2 separate regions of the Homo sapiens genome follow, and region 2 is linked to region 1. A link is a loop called in an ENCODE intact Hi-C map of the cell type or tissue named here. Cell type or tissue: lower leg skin. All regions are shown on one strand.

Evidence for each region. Hi-C counts contacts between places; a loop is a spot of excess contacts. Peaks named below come from ENCODE experiments on the same cell type or tissue, not always from the same donor. Only the 100,000 strongest peaks of a DNase experiment are listed, where the experiment ranks them.
Region 2: it touches region 1 in a loop (2.6-fold over the local background); 7 of 110 quality-filtered maps call a loop at or near these places.

Annotation. Positions count from the first base shown.
Region 1 is chr3:132,623,596-132,626,095 of GRCh38, reverse strand. The region is part of intron 9 of ACAD11 (acyl-CoA dehydrogenase family member 11); the gene reads left to right. The region is part of intron 34 of NPHP3-ACAD11 (NPHP3-ACAD11 readthrough (NMD candidate)); the gene reads left to right. Among named protein-coding and RNA genes, the nearest start is that of ACKR4, 28 kb to the right of the region's middle. RefSeq lists a silencer at 337-386. In lower leg skin, no CTCF peak of the experiment used is centred here; no DNase peak of the experiment used is centred here.
Region 2 is chr3:132,543,781-132,546,280 of GRCh38, reverse strand. LOC124909436 (a long non-coding RNA gene) reads right to left here and starts at 142. Exons shown (of 2, transcript XR_007096094.1): 1 at 1-142. In lower leg skin, no CTCF peak of the experiment used is centred here; no DNase peak of the experiment used is centred here.

The sequences.
Region 1 (2,500 bases):
GCTTAGACTTTAGCAGGAAAGGAAGACACTAAATAAGAGATGATAAATGTTGTGAAGAAAAGATAAAAGCTTTTACAAAAATATGTAAGGGAGTTGGGGCAGGCTGTTTATATGTGGGTAGAACACTGGTGTAGAAATGCTAATGGCTTTATTCTAGTCTATCCCTGTCACAAGTTTGGTGGCCTTGTGTTAGATGGTCTTGCGTGGCCTCAGTTTTTTCCTCTACAATGTGAGTAGGTATGACTAAATATATAACACATTCTCATTTTAATCATCTATGATTCTGAGAGGTCTACAGCTAGCCTGGTAAAATCAAATAGGGAACTGAAAGAGACCAAAATCCTTTTAACAGAAATGTTCAGAGCTGATATGTGTTTGTAGGACAGTTTGTGCTGTTGCTTGAATTATATAAATAATTATTATATTTTTAGTAAATATCTGGCTTGAGATTAACTTTGCTCACAGAATAGGGTATAATTTCTTTAAAAAATACTACTTAAAGTGAGGAAATTCTTTCTAAAATAGTCACCTCTCACATGTGTTTAGTGACTGAAGTATCTTGAATATTTTCTGATCTAGTTAGTGTTTGTTCAATTCTGATTTTTAAAACTGTGAACTCTTGAGTATTAAAAAGGGAATGCAACACTTTTAGGTTAAGATAGCAGTGTGAATTCAACATTGTCCTCCCCTCCCTCAAATAAAATCCAATTTAATAAATAATAAGTTTTTTTATAAAATGGAATAAATTGGTATAAGCTTGAAAACAGAAGAGGGACATATCAGAGGAATTAAGGTTTTGAAAAGAGAATGGAAATTAGATTTGGAAAGCAGAATGGATTAGCCCCTAGAATAATCTAACAATAGAAGCCATATCTCAGAAGAAGTTTGAAAGAAGTCTGTAGCACAAGTGGTAACCATTTTCCCACAGTGGAGTCCACTGTGATTGGCTTATATAGAAAGCAAAAATGAGAAGAGGAAAAGAAATCAAGATGTTTGATTTAAGAATTACCTGCAGGTGGACGACTGCTTCGGTTGGTCTCTTATAACCTGTTATAGCAATGGTGTTTGCCCCCAGGCAGAAGGCTGCAACAGCACTCCAAAAAATGCAAATGGACCAGTGTGCTGGCTCAAGCCTGTAATCCCGGCACTGTGGGAGGGCGAGGTTGGTGGATGGCTTGAGCCCAGGAGTTTGAGACCAGCCTGGGCAACATGGCATAAACCCAATCTCTACTAAAAATACAAAAATTAGCCCGGCGTGCTGCACACCTATAGTCCCAGCTACTCGGGAGGCTGAGGTGGGAGGATTGCTTGAACCTGGGAGGCAGAGGTTGCAGGGAGCCGAGATTGCGCCACTGCACTCCAGCCTGGGCAACAGTGAGACCCTGTCTCAACAACGACAAAAAAGCAAATGATCTGTTTCAAAGAAGCCAGGGCTTCAACATGAGATTTAGTGCCCTAGAGGAGGGTCCTCCATGTTTTGGCTTTTTTTTTTTAATGGAGTCTTGCTCTGTTGCCCAGGCTGGAGTGCAGTGGCACCATCTCGGCCCACTGCAACCTCCGCCTCCTGGGTTCAAGCGATTCTTCTGCCTCAGCCTCCCAAGTAGCTGGGACTACAGGTGCCTGCCACCAAGCCTGGCTAATTTTTGTATTTTTAGTAGGGATGGAGTTTCACCATATTGGCCAGGCTGGTCTCGAACTCCTGACCTCGTGATCCGCGCACCTCAGCCTCCCAAAGTGCTGGGATTACAGGTGTGAGCCACCACGCCCGGCCTTTTTTTTTTTTTTCCTTCAAGAGACAGGGTCTTGCTGTGTCTCCAAGCTAGAGTGTGTGATGTGATGCTATCTCACTGCAGCCTCAAACTCCAGGGCTCAAGCAAACCACCCAACTCAGCCTCCTGAGTAGCTGGGATTACAGGAATATGCCACCATACCGGGCTAAATTTTACATTTTTTTGTAGAGACCTGGTCTCACTCTGTTGCCCAGAACTACTGGCTTCAAGCAATCCTCCCACCTCAGCCTCCCAGAGCGCTGGGATTACAGGTGTGAGCACCTGCACCTGAACAACTTTTCTTTTTTCGGGGGTGGGGGAGGGTGGTGGGGGGTGGTGGGGATTGGGCAGAAATCCCAGGTTGTCTGTCCTCCCTGATTACTGCCTGATTCCTACCTACTTTCTCTAAAATGAAGCCTATCTGATAGCATGCTAGTACTTGCAATCAGCCCATCATTCAGAGGAGAGGCCAGAATTGGCAGAGGAAACCAGGCAGGCTTGTTCTTTCATTGGTAAATGTGAATAAGCATATAAGAGAAACTGCAGCACAGAAGAGGTGTCACAGGTTGGGTTGTGATACTCTGCTGAACTTTGTGTCATGCAGCTATTGAAATATGTACAAAAAATTTGCAATAAAAAGAAGTGCTTTAAGATAAATAAAAAAGCAGCCTATAGCTTTAAAGGGAAGATTGCCAATGTTTTGTGTGACCAGAAAAGCCACAATCATTTGT
Region 2 (2,500 bases), 80 kb after region 1:
TTTGAAGAATTCCACCATTCTTTTGAAGAAAACCAAAGTATTTCACCCCCAAATATACTTCTTTGACATACCCTGTAAAGTCTGTTTTTTTTTTTTTTTTTTCTTTTAGACCAATTCTTGCCTGTTGCCCAGGCTGGAGTAGAGTGGCATGATCATAGCTCAAACTGCAGCCTCAAACTGCAGGCTCAAGTGATCCTCCACCTCAGCTTCCCGAGTAGCTGGGACCACAGGTACACGTTAATAAATTTGTATGCTTTCTCTCCTATTCATCTGCCTTATGTCAGCTGATTTTCAGTGAACCTTCAGAGGGTGACAGGCAAGTTTACATCTTGGCCCCCACACTTTTTTGGGTACCCCCTGCTTTAGTACAGAACATCTTTCTGGAGCTTCTTACAAAAGAATTAATGGGAGGTAAATTTGAGACCTTGTCTTAATTCTGTCCCCTCAATCAGTAGTTTCACTGGATGTAGAACCCTGGGTTGAGATTTTTGAAGGCATCACTCCCTTGTTTTCTTTCAGTGTTATTGAGCAATCCAGTGCTATTCTTATTCTTGTTCCTTTCTAAGAAATGGTTCCCTCTTCTCCTGCCACACCCTGGAGGGTTATAGGATCTTTTTGTTTTCATATGGTAAAATTTCACAATTATGTGTATTTGTAAGGGTTGACTTTCATTTATTGGGCTGGCACTCGGTGGCGTTGGTGTTACTGGAAAGAGGTCCTGATCCAGACCCCAAGAGACGGTTCTTGGATCTCACACAAGAAATAATTCAGGATAAATCCATAAAGTGAAAGCTAGTTTATTAGAGAAGAAACAAAAGAATGGCTACTCCATAGACAGAGTAGCCCTGAGGGCTGCTGGTTGGCTATTTTTTTTTTTTTTTTTTTTTTGAGACGTAGTCTTGCTCTGTGGCCCAGGCTGGAGTGCAGTGGCATGATCTTGGCTCACTGCAACCTCTACCGCCCAGGTTCAAGTGATGCTCCTGCCTTAGCCTCCTGAGTAGCTGGGATTACAGGTGCACACCACCACGCCCAGCTACTTTTTGTTTGTATTTTTAGTAGAGACGGGGTTTTGCCATCTTGGCCAGGCTAGTCTTGAACTCCTGACCTTGTGATCCACCCACCTCTGCCTCCCAAAGTACTGGGATTACAGGAATGAGCCACCGTGCCTGGCCAGCTATTTTTATAGTTATTTCTTGATCATACGCTAAACAAGGGGTGGATTATTCGTGAGTTTTCCAGAAAATTCCCTTTTTAGACAATATAGGGTAACTTCTGGATGTTGCCATGGTATTTGTAAACTGTCATGGTGCTGGTGGGAATGATTTGCGATGCTAATATATTATAGTGTATAATGAGCAGTGAGGACCACCAGAGGTCACTTTCATTGCCATCTTGGTTTTGGTGGGTTTTGGCGGCTTCTTTACTACATCCTGTTTATTAGCAGGGTCTTTATGACCTGTATCTGTGATACCAGTCCTGTTGTCCTCCTGTCTTATCCTGTGCCTGAGAATGCCTAACCTCCCGGGGGTGCAGCCCAGCAGGTCTCAGCCTTATATTACCCAGCCCCTATTCAAGGTGGAGTCACTCTGGTTCAAACACCTCTGACATTGGGACTCATAAAACAAACCCCAGAATGAAGGTCTCAGAAGCAGCCTCAGAACCAGAAGTTTTTCTGACCTTCTCCTACCTTCCTGTCGCTCAGTTCCATTCTCTCCCAAGGCTAGCCACAGAAACTAGAATCTCTCTTCCCCAAGGTGGGTCAGAAACCAGAACCTCTTTTCCCCAAAGCCAGCCATAAAACCTAAAGTTATTACCCTTTCCCTCCACCTTTCTATGTAAAAACTGGCCACAAAGAAATGATCTGACTTACCTTGTTGGACTATAGCTCAGAGGACCCCTATTCCAGAGAAAGACCCGCCCCATACCCAGAAGGAAGGACTGCATGCTCGGATAGGCCAAGAAGAGTCTAAACAGACCTTGCTGGGTTTCCCCATGCAGTCCCTTAGCATTTGATCTTACCCTTTTGTCCAATCATAAACACAGCCAATCAAAGTATGGCTGTCAATATTTTGTTGAACCTAAGCATCAAAGTGAACAATTTCCCCAGGATCTTTGGGCTTTCATTCTGAAGGCTCCTGTGTATACTCATTAAATAAATTTGTATGCCTTTTCTCCAATTATTCTGCATTTTGCAAGTTGATTTTTCAGCAGACCTTTCAGAGGGTGAAGGAGAAGTTCCTTTGGCCTCTTCAGTGGCATAGTCTTCCTTACTGGGAAAGTGCTTGAATTTTTTATTTTGTTCTCAGCCCCTTTTCAAAACTAGTATTTCTTTTGGGATCTAAATTTTTTAGATAATGGGCTCCCTGAACTGGGTCTCTTTTGTCTACTTTTCCATCTTACTCTGCTTCTTCACAAGATTTCCTCAACTTTCTCTGTCAATGTCTTCTATTGTTTTTCTTCTATTTTTATTAAAAAATTTTTAAGACCTGATTTTCTGTGG